Linked DNA regions of Homo sapiens: region 1 is linked to region 2. Evidence: chromatin contacts called from ENCODE Hi-C or POLR2A ChIA-PET data. All regions are on one chromosome and are shown on one strand. Each heading gives the region's core, a stretch centred on a gene start or an enhancer-like site at or near the end of the contact. The rest is flanking DNA. Distances are from core to core; before and after follow the strand shown.

The links. A loop is a pair of places that touch in the nucleus more often than their neighbours do. ChIA-PET counts read pairs that join two places held with the same protein, here RNA polymerase II (POLR2A). Pooled maps may share reads with other maps.
Region 1: a map of natural killer cell shows a loop between it and region 2 (2.6-fold over the local background). The contact joins two enhancer-like sites. A Hi-C loop is called at or near these places in 1 of 168 maps with a recorded cell type or tissue (natural killer cell) and 5 of 50 pooled maps. POLR2A ChIA-PET finds 5 or more read pairs at or near these places in 1 of 52 experiments (activated CD4-positive, alpha-beta T cell).

What each region holds. Positions count from the first base shown.
Region 1 is chr14:97,374,720-97,380,642 of GRCh38, reverse strand. No RefSeq gene overlaps it. Among named protein-coding and RNA genes, the nearest start is that of LINC02325, 81 kb to the left of the region's middle. RefSeq lists enhancers at 1,176-1,225, 1,316-1,375, 1,208-1,837. Within about 2 kb of position 1,287, at least 3 of the 41 ENCODE cell types and tissues checked have a DNase peak (open chromatin) inside an H3K27ac peak, as active enhancers do; they include natural killer cell, where a contact is called at or near this core.
Region 2 is chr14:97,707,928-97,713,683 of GRCh38, reverse strand. LOC105370651 (a long non-coding RNA gene) reads right to left here. Exons shown (of 5, transcript XR_944186.4): 2 at 5,709-5,756. Among named protein-coding and RNA genes, the nearest start is that of LINC02291, 24 kb to the right of the region's middle. RefSeq lists an enhancer at 163-1,362. Within about 2 kb of position 3,928, at least 4 of the 41 ENCODE cell types and tissues checked have a DNase peak (open chromatin) inside an H3K27ac peak, as active enhancers do; they include natural killer cell, where a contact is called at or near this core.

The DNA of each region.
Region 1 (5,923 bases), core at 38-2,537, 330 kb after region 2:
GGAGGGCAGCTAAGTATGGTGCAGAGTGGTGATTTCGGTCTCAGAGAGACCTACAGATCTGTATCCAAGTCGCGCCTACATGTGTCTAGTTTCCCTGGCTGTGTGACCTTGGGTATGCAACTCAACTTCTCTGAACTGCAGTTTCCTCATCTGTACAGTGAGGGGGTAATTACTGTCATGACACAATCTAATGCAGGTCTGGGGTCTGGTCTTGTATGTAATTGTCTCTCAATAAATGGTGGCTATTCCCATTCTCAATATTTTTCAGCGTGGCCCATTATACATACACCCTAAACATCTGATGTTGAACATTGCACAGTGGATGTGAGATTCTGTTTCATCCTCACCTGGATGGGAGAAAACCACATTTGAGCCAGGAAGAGGAGAGACCTGCAAGCTCATGTATCAATTTAGTATCTCCCCTGGGGGGACCAAGAGGCTTAATGTTTGTAAAGTACTTTGAGATCCTGAAAGCAAAGACTTTATACAAATGTGAGATAATCATGATAATTAAACCACTGTTATTGAATACAGCGAGGCCTTATTGTTCCCTCATCCTGCAGTGAGCAAACTCCTGGCGGACTCTGTAGCACACTGAAGAGATAATTTGCTAAATCATATACCACTGCCCTGAAAGCCTCACCCACCTACAGCCAGGGACAGGCTCATACCCAACAATACCACTAATAGCAGACCCCTCTTGGTACAGGACTTTATAGTTTACAAAGCAGCTTCAGATAGCTTCTCCCACTCAGTGTCTGCAGGACAAGGAAGGATGGAAATAGGGAAAATTATACCCGCTTGATAGATGGGGAACTTGGAGAACAGATTTGTCTAAGGTCCCACAGCAAGGAAGGTTAGAGAATCTAAAATCTGGAAAACACGTTCCACATTTAGACCAATGCTCCATTTTGCAAATGAGAACACCGAGATTCAAAGAGGTGAAACAACTTGCCCCGGGGCCACGCGAGCCTGCAGGGCACCTTTGTGCAAACTGAAAAAACACACACTCCTGGGCTGACACACACAGTCCAGGTTTTGGCCAAAGGGTGTATTTCAGCCCCACTTGCCTAGCCTGGGGCCCCGTTTGTGATTCAGGAATACTGCTGTGTTTGAACATACAGGTTTTATTCTTATTTATATACGCGGTCAGCAGATCAGGAGATGATTGTTGTTGAAAGGTAGCTTGCTATACTCACAGACCGCAAGAGGAAGGGAGGTACCACACCATGGTTGGGGGGCCCAAGAGGAAGCCAGGGGCTGGTCAGGAGGCGGAAGGAGGGGTGGGAGAGAACACAGGCAAGAATCTTTACTGTGGTGTTCTCTGGAAGAATGGCAGGGTAGGCTAGACAGGTTTAGAAGTGGCTTGTTTGAATAAAGTGGGCTGTGGGGCATGGAGGCTACCCTTAGTTATTTAGTACCCACCCAGATGATTAGGGCAGGAGAACAGTGACCAGGAGTGTAAGCGCTGAATAAAGGAGGTGGTTGGGAGTGTGAGCTCCGATTGGTTGGTTTGCACATGAAAAGCCTGCTCCACGGGTAACTTACTTGCTATCTCTAGGACTTAACTAACCCTAGGAGGGGCAGTCTCTCCAGAGTCAGTAAGTATCCGAGATAGCAAAATATGAAAAACACAGAATAAAAAAACATTATTAGTATAGGCTGAAAAGGACTTTCACAGACCCGGGTAACCAACGCAACCATTTCAGATGAGAAATCTGAAGTTTGATAAGTGAAGTAACCAGGCCTTCACTGTCAATTGGTGGTAACCACAGTGATTTCAGAAAGAATGCTGACCATGCCCTGTGCTTACAGTCCTTCCTATTTTCATGGTTTGAACAACAGTCTCCAAGCACCTTAATTTAGGGACCATGGTCCTCAACCATTCCTAATCTCAAAGTTTATGCTCTGGGAGTTCAGAGGAGTGGCTAAGACATTTCTCTCACAGCTTGCTGTTTCATACCTTTGCTCACTCTCTTTCTGCCTAAAATTCCTTTCTACACCTTCCTGCCACAAGACCTTCTCTGTATCTTTTAAGACTCAGCTCAGAGCTGACTCGTTCTCAGAAGCTTTGGCTGAAGTCCCCCGGGGTGGACTTAGTGTCTTGACCTTCAGCTCCCAGGCACCTGTGCTCAGCTTGCCCATAGCCTCACTAAGGCAGTGACATTTTTTTGATGAGTTCCTGTCCTCCAGGAGACAGCCAGCTGCTTGAAAGCAGGGACCACAATCCACTCATCAGTCCATCCTCAGCACCCAGCATAATGGGTAGCCCATAGGAGCACTCAAGCATTAAACAAAAACACCACCTAGCAGAAAGTACTCCTATCCAGTGCTCCTTGCATTACACCACACTGCCGTGGCTTCTCTCTTCCTAGATATCCTCCATGAAGTCACTCCTCGATTCCCCTAAGAGCAGAAAGGATTATACCTTGAGCAACACTTTTCATAAAACATCTAGTTTAGACTTGTGCGATAGCTGTAATTGCCTTTGCTTGATTTTATTTTGTATTTTGTTCCTTTGTCAGAGTCAGCTGGATTTTCCAAGGGAGAAAAGATCTGCATTTCCAAACCATCAGCTCTAAATCGCACTCCCTTAACCTCCTTTATACCTGCATATGTACAACTAGGACTTGTTTGTCTGGGTGCATTTCTTTTCCTGCTGATTTAGAATCTACAAATAGATATCTTCTTCTAAAATATACCTTTCCCCAAAGCCAACTTACTGAATCAAACTCATTATCTTAAGACACCTCTATGGCCAAAGGTTATGCTTTTTGGAGCTATATTAATCTCTTTGTCTAAACAACACAGGCTTAATTGGTTTAGATCAGAGTTGTACTGTTTTGAGTAAAAGGGTGTGATTAATGTGCGCTAAAGGTGGTTGGACAGGCACAGACTAATTCAGTAGCACGCACAAGCCTCTTATCATCAGAGCTGACAGGGCTTGGGGAAACCTGCCCCCGGGAACAAGTTTCCTCTCAAGAAAAACAAGACCTGATTGGTCCCCCCAGACCAATCAGGGCACCACAGACATTTTCCCCAGCCTCTCTGCCCAGTGGAGAGGCCCAGCGAGTGCTTGGCGGGATGGAAAGAAGTTTCTACTCCACAGGAAGTCGGGTTCTTTTGGGATCGCCATACAGGAGACGAAGTCATTGCCCCTTACTTACTTTGTCTCATTTATTAATACTTTTAATGGCAAAACTCGCAATTACTTTTGCATCAACCTAATGGAACAATGTTTGATGACTCCCTGGCAAGGCGACTGGACTGCCTCTCTTCCTCTTGCCCTCCTCCACCCCAAATCCACGGGCCAGCCCTTTTTACCCAGCACTGAGCCCCTTAGTCTAACCTCTGCGGATTGCCTGTGTGAGGACCCTTGCCCCTGGTCCCAGATCTAGTTAAGGGGGCACAGCAAGAGACGTGAGAGCAAAAGCAGGGCAAGGACGGGAACGAACTTCTTCCGTAGAACGCCGTGGGTTGGATATGCGGCTACAGTCTTCCCCACACAGCACTCTGTCTGGGTCTGGGAAAGTGCTCCCTTCTCTTGCCCTTCAGACCAAGGTGTGGAAACAGCCTCTAGTTCTAGTCCCAGCTACTGCATCATACCTGGTTAGTTCCTATAACTTATCGCCCATCAGCTTTGTGCTAAAGGTTTTACATACATTCATTTATTTAACTCTCAGAAGTCCTACCACATAGATAGACACTGTTCTTGCTCCGTTTTACAGGTGAGGGAACTGAGGCACACAGAAGCTGAGTGAATCGGGGAGCTCCCCCAGGCCACCTGTCACCAGCCCTCAGGCTTTCACCCACATACATGGCAAGAGAGAAAGGGGAAGGAATTCCAAAGTGAGAAAACAGAAGAAAGAGAACATAAGAGTCTGCCACTAGGAAAAATCAAGAAACACTGAAAAGTCCAGTGAGGCTGGGAACGAGAGTGGGAAGTAGGTCAGAAGAAGAAGTGGCTGGGATGAGGCTGGGATAAAACTTTGAATCCCTCCTCTGCACTCTACATGTTTGAATCAACATGATTCATACTTGTTGAGGATGTCTTGTGGGAAGATGCAAGCAAATGAGATAATAGTCCTGTCCTCCCAGGGTAAGGGTGGAGACATGCACCTGCAATCCAATTCGGCTGGTGCCATAGGACAAAACGAACAAAGGACTATATGACTGCAGAGGCAGAAGGTTCTAATTCCATTTGGCAGGTCTAGAACTATGATGAGGCGGATGAGACATTTGCCTTGGGTGCAGAATTTGAGGGGGCATCAAAACACTGTAACCAAGATTAATGTTTGAATGCACTAAAAAAAATCAAAGTTAATGCAAAAAATCCACAGTGAACAAAAGATCAAAATTTTAAACAAAGACAGGCTCAGTCTCACTTGTTTTTCCCTTTGCCTTGGGCTCCAATATAGCTGAGCTTTTCTGATCCCATATTTATTTAAAATTTTGATCTTTTGTGCACGATGGATTTTTGTGCATGACAGATTTTTTTGCATTAACTTTGAATTTTTTAAAGAGCATTCAAATATTATTTACCTTGATGACCGAGTTGTTCAGTATTGTCTTCAATTTTGCACCCAGGATGAGTGGCTTGCTTTCCTCACGCTAGTCCCAGCCTGCTATCTGGGGCACTTAACCTTGGACTTACTGCTGTGGACCTCAGATGGTCACAGGTATAAAGTAGATTTGGTTTGCAGCATGGAACAATCACTCAGCAGAGTGGAGAATTGACCAGGGAAGGTCAGTAGGAAGAGGCAAAAGACAAGATGTTCCTGCAATATTCCTGCAGGTTCAGAGTTCTAAGAGAGTCAAGCAATTGCCCAGGTCCCTGGACATGGACGAAAAGCTTTTTTTGTGTGCATGATCACGGGCTGTTTCTTCACTTCTTGGCCTATTTCCTCTACCAAATTGTGAGCAGATGCGTGTTAAATTAGGATTAATGGAGCTCCTTTGTGATGCATTGAATTTGAACTGTGCACAGTAATAGTTTCATAACACATCATTCAACCTTTCTAAGAGGTTAAAAATTATATACTTAAAGCTTTAGCATATTTGTCTACAGTCTGAATGATTCCAAATGGGAATGATCAGTCCACTTCATTAAGGGAAGACTGGTTAAAAAAACACAACACACAAAACAAAACAGCAATGAGTGTCTCATGCCAGTTTAGAGCCCAGTGGCATTTTTAGTATAAACATCCAGGGTTTTCTTTAAAAAATATAGAATTAGCATGGGCTTCCCTCACTTATTGTAGCCACATTTTTTGTACTATATATTCGGGTTGGATTCTTTGCACATTGCTTAGTTCCTGGAAAATCTTTAGAGAGGTCTGGACTGCATAGTTATAAAAATTATTATAATGCATTTTCTGTGCATATTAAATTATCTCCCCGGACTGATAAAAGGTTGAAAAGCTATTATTCTTTATTCTTCAGTTTACTACAACCCTAAAGTAATAGCATTCTATTAAAGTTTATTGATTGCTCCCACTGTTAACTAGCAAGTTGGTATATAAAAATAAAACAGAGAAATCTGCCGTTTCTTCCTTGTTGCTTTTTGCAGCACGTGTGTCTTGAGTAAGATTTCAAAGGATGCATGTTGACTGTAGTCTGATGAATCACTGCAGGTTGGGGAGGTTTTGGTTTAATTGTTTATTTTTAACTGTTTCTTGTTTTTCTATTTCTAAGACTTTTGTGTTTTTGAGAAAGATTTTAGTCTAGTTTCTCTCTCTCTCTCTCTCTCTCTCTCTCTCTCTCTCTTTTAAAGAAAAACCATGAGGTCTGTCTGGGAAAGGGGAAAGGGTAATGGAATAAAACACCTATTGGTTGTATGATTCATCCAAAAACACTTGACCCACTTACTATGTGCCAGGCACTGTTCTAGGCATAAAAGATTTAACAGTGAAGAAAACAAACA
Region 2 (5,756 bases), core at 2,679-5,178:
CTGGCCCATCTATCTTGAACTTGCATTGCTGAAGTTACTTTGAGCTTTATAGGGATTGGATATTCCAGACATAGCAATCATGATAGTAGCAACAATACTAAATAATTGTTTATGTTAATCAAATGACTCTATGGGCAATATATTGTTCTAAGAAGTTTTAAGCATCATATTATTTTAGCCAGACGCCAGTCCTGTGGGGGCAGCTACTAAAAACAATGGTGCAGTTGAATGTAGACTACAAGACCTATTACGGGGATTTCAAACCAAGCTCAGACACATTCTATTTTTTACCTGTAGGACACTTACTTTTAATGTCGATTGTGACTCAGCTTCCTTATGTGTAAAATGGGAATAATCACACTATGTACTTCCTAGAGTTTTGGTGAGGAGTAAATGAGTCAGAACACGTAAGCACTTAGAACAGCGCCTGACGCATGACAGGCAATGCAGCGTAATGGTGATGTCATCCCAATTTTATAGATAGGAACTGAGTCACAGAGAGAGTAAATGGTGGAGCTAGGATCCAACCTGGAGGTATGACTCATTCGTTAGTCTTTTTACCACTGGGTCCCAACTTTGAGCTAAGAGTCCCACCTTATGTTTGCTTTATTAACCTATTGGGGGAAGACACAGGCTTTGAAGACAGACACACTTGAATTCTAAGCCCAGCTATATCCCCTTCCTTAGCTCCATGGCTTTGGTCAAGTTTGAAACTTTTCTGATTTTGTTTTCTCCTTAATTGGGGGTATGAAAACCTCCCTTGCTGAGTGGTTCAGAGGGTGAACTAAGTTAATGTGTAGAAAGTACCCAGAATCTCATTAGAACACAGCTGTGATGAAAGAACTCTATCATCTTCCTTTCCTGATAAATCATGTCCAGAAATGTCTCTGCCCTCCAGAACCTTGTAATCTGAAGGGACATTTAGATTAATAAATGTTCAGATTCAACTTTCCTTGCTATTTCTTAAGCACCCACTATTCCCCCAACATTGCTCAGCAATTCCACATAAATTACATCACTTAAATTACAAAGGATACTGTTTCCTTTTAACAGGTAAAAGAGATGAAAGTTTTGAGCCATGATGAAGCTTAAGTATGAATGATACTAGCACATAATACAAAGCCCTTTGACTGAAAAGTAAAAAGAAAAAAATGCATGGAAACAGGCTGATAGTTGCTTCTCCATTGTCTACTGACTTCCCTTTGCTTGTGAATTACTAAATTCCTTATGAGAAGGTGAACTTACACTTCAAGAGAGTGCTCTGTGGTCTCAGCCTTTACCAATCACGTTTGCCAATTATTTGGTTTGAAAATAGTGAGTATAGAGTTGTGTGATTAGAAAAAGGGTCCTCACAGCCCAGCCTGATGGCACTGAGGCCCCACAAAAAGACAGCGAAGAGGGTCATATGGTGGATGTTAGCAGACCAGGAGACTATGGCTCCGCAGAGACGAAGATGCTTCCCACACCCTATTCTGCCTGTCTGCAGAGTCTATTTCTGGAACCCTAGGGTTACCTGCCACAGATGCTGTTGGAGCCCAGGTCAGGACACACATGTGCCCAGTGTGTGTCACAGCCACTCACATGACATGATGAAAGAACCATCACTCTGCTCCTTATATAAGGGGCTTCTGATAATAAGCAGCCTCAGAGATCTAATTATTTATCTGGAGGGAAAAAGCGATTGTGTTGGTTTTGCCTAAATGCTCAAAGTTTCATGAGGAAAATATTAACAAGGACCTGCTTCCGGGTTGCGGCATCTCACGGGGGTTGACAACCCTTCCCCCAAACTGCGGAGGGGAGGCAACAGGAAGGACCTGGGCATCCACAGGGAATAATCACATTTTGGGCCACTGTTTATGCATGTTGTCAGCAGAGAGAAGAGAAAAGCAACAAAATCTGCTTTTCATGGGCAGAAAGCAAATCTAATGTTCCGGTATTTACAACTTCAATATTGATAGAGTCTCTTGCCTCTGTAGAACTGAATCACAGGAAAACATGTAATCTTTCCTGGCCCTTGTTTGGATAGGGCAGAGATAAATTAAAAAGTTACTTTTTCCTCCCTTTACATCAAGCAGTACAACTTATTTCTGTAATCAACATCAGTGAGATTCACCTTTCGGGAAATCAGAATTTTCTCTTCAGCCACAAATCCATTTTAGGTAAACATCATTGACCACCCACATGTAGAGACGCTTTGTTGGGAAAATCACTTTCCCTTTTTTCCTTTTCTTTGTGATTTTGTAGCAATGTATGGGAGGGTGCATTCCACTAAGAAAGTCTATTGTTCTCTAGACTTATTCCACGTAGGACAATGGAATCGAGGTTTGTTTTGCTGAACATACATTATAATTTCCATAAATACAATTACATTCCAGTGGAAAATATTCTGCAATAGAAGTTCAGTCGCCTGCATAACTGTAGTGTTGGACATAGAAAATGAAGACCGTGTCATTCCCTGAGACGATCAAACGATTACTAAATTTTTTCAAGTTTTCATATTGAGGGGATACTCAGTCATTTGTTTAATAACTGCTCACCAAGTGGCTGTTACACGACAGTCATCGTTCTAAGTTCAAAAGGTACAAAGGAGACATCACTCCTGCCTGCGTAAGGTTTTCTGTCTGCAGAAAGAAATCAGATTTGGACTCAGCTCTCACACCTGATTAGCACTATGAATATCATGTAGGTGGGATTTGGAATGCATAGGGATCAAAGGAATGTGATTTAATCTTTACAATCACCTGGAGAGGGTTGCAATATTACTCACATTTTATAGTTTTATGGCTGAGAAAGGAAATGCTTAGAGAGGTCAAGCAGCAGCCCAAGGCTACAGCTAGAAAGTAGCAGATTCTGAACCTATATATGTGTGGCTTAGAGCCTAGGTACTCTCTTCCTTCAGGAGGACAAAAACAAGGATTGCTATGGTGTTTGCAGCTGTCCCTAAAATTGTCTTCATATAATACAATTTTGATGTTGGTGATACCAGGACTGGGTTTGAGTGTTTGTAAATGTACTGGGGTAGGTTAACCACAATCTCCTGTTATTCTTAATGGTATGAACATGTGTCTATTCAAAATCATTACCATTTGGAAACAACAGAAATATCCAATGCAAAGAGTAGGTAAATCATGTATCATCCATATAAAATCATAATATGCAGATATCTGACATATTATTACAAAAGTATACAAAGTTTTTAAATGAATATCAAACAATGAAATGGAATTGAAAGGTACAAAATTGTGTGTGTGTGTGTGCATTCACAATCCTTTGTAAAATGACTGTATGAAAAGAAATGAGAAGAAAAATACCTAAAATATTAACATGAGAAGTACATTTTAAAATTCATTTTATTTTTCCAAATGTTATCCAATATATATTCATTGAAGTAATAAACTAAAATACAAGTCATTTTATCAAAGCCATCTGTACTCACTAAGAATAGTCAATAAATCACAGCATTTTTAGACTTAATATCAGTCAAGAAGAGTCACTGTCAGCTTTTCTCCTTCTTGGTTTCCCCCTCAGGTGGTCTACAACTGATATTTCATGTCATATAAACACACTGAATTTTGCAATGAAAGAAATGTGTAGAATTGCAGTTGCATTGGAATATGATGGAGAGATGTATTTTTAAATATATCAATGTTTATCTCTCTCTCTCTAGCTATCTCTGTCCTATCTATCTATCTATCAATCATTTCTCTTTTTCTTAATTTTAAGGAACAAATAATTTACACTTCCTGAGCACTAACAGTGTCCCCGGCACTGAACTTGAATTATTGCACTGAATCCTCCTGACAGCCCTATGAGGAAATTATTATAGACACCCCCATCTAATGTGACATATGCAAGCCCACATTGTCAGCAAGGGGCAGAGCCAGGATGTGCATCCGGGCAGCCTCTCTCCACCCCTCCCCTCGCAGTCCCCATCAGTTGGTTTTGTTACTGTGCCTTTCTCTTGAACACAGCCCTTGGCGCTGTCCCTGGCTCATGGCGGACACTCAACACTCAGCCACGGTTGTTGCTGCTACTATTACTATTCACTTCTTATTTATTCTTACATCACCTTTTGTGGGTTGTTATACCCAGTGCTTTTTCTCCTGTTTATACCTGTTTGAAAAAATATAAAGAATCCTTCAATTTGAAGATTTTTGGTTTATCAAATGCAGAAGAAGGAAGAGGATATTTATATAAGTTTTTCAAGATGAATCTTTTAGAAAACCTACAAATCAAATATTCATTCCAGCTAGGGCAATAGAAAATATCTATACTGTTCTACAGTGAACTTCCCTTTTCTCCAGGAATGTCTGCTATGGAACGCGACCATCACTGGCAACTTCTACAGGAGGGCCTGCTTAACAAGCTTTACCAAGGTCCAGCCCACACTCTTTAAACTGGCCTAGAAGGTCCTTCCTACTCTGCCCCTAACTTCCCTTCCAGCCTCTCTTCCTGCCCTAACCCGTTCTTAATCCATCAATTCCCCCATACAGCCAAACCAAGCCATGCTCACTGACTCATGCCTTCCTATTTCGCACCTCTGGGTCTGCACAGATTCTTTGAGCTGACAGTGGACACATCCTCTAAGACGCAGTGGAAGCATGAGGTCTGGGAGGGGCCTCCAGACTCTGGCCCAGCTCAAGATTCACTCTTCTCTTCCTAGAGGTCTTCCAGTAGAGTATCCTTTCCCCATATGCTAACTAATATCCCTGAACAGCATCACCTTCTCTAGACTAGGAAGCTTTGGGAGCAGGATCTGAGTTCTGGGCATTCTCAGTGCCCAGCATGCCAGTGGCATATGGGTGGGGATTAATGAGGACTTGTTAGGGTACAACTTTGGTGGTCAGGTCAATGAAGCAGCATTGATAACTCCACTTAGATAAATGAAGCAAAAAGGGAAGTTTATCCTGAAGATAATGAGACGTCACAGGGAGCTTAAGAAAGGAACACTGGTAGTCTTCACGAATGGATAGAAAAAAGATCCTCATGTCAGGTGCTTTCAGGCCCTCTCAGCTTTTGTCCATGTCCCTTATTTCCTCTCCCTCTCTCTCTCTCTCCTTCCCTCCCACCATCCTTTCATGCCCCCTCCCCTCTCTCCTTTTGTTTTTCATATCTACTTGATAAGAAATGTGGTAGCCAACACTTCAGCCAAAGTCTTCACATATCCCTTCTCTCTTCCAGACTTTCTCAACAAAACTGTACCCCATTTCCCAGTTTCTGTCTCAAAATTTCCTAGATAAGCCTTAGATTGGCTTATTTGGGGTTGGATGACCAACACGAGACCAATAAAACAGCCAGGGGACAGAGTAACATTCTACCACTAAAGTGGATTTTAAAATAACAGTAAAGATATGGACAGTCAAGCTGGGCAGTTACTAGAAAAAACATGATGAGAAGCAAATTATAAAGATGTCCTGTGCAGGTGTGCATGCGCACACACACACACACACACACACACTACCCAAAACATAGTAGGCCTGCCAAAATATTTGTTGAATTACTAATTCAATTATTAATACAGGTTTCATTATTGAGGAATACGTATTCATAATGGTGGCTTTAGTCCTGGAAAAATTCTCTGCTTCCTGTACCCTCAGAGAAGGAAAATGAATTTTCACTGCAGTTCAAATGCTTGCTGGGGTCAAAACACTCTGTTATCTTGAACATATGTCTAATGATATTTGCTTTAATGAAGAGCCACAGCTTACCTCCTTCTCCACAGCACTTGATCTTGCATTTGGGGTGTGGAAGGTCAC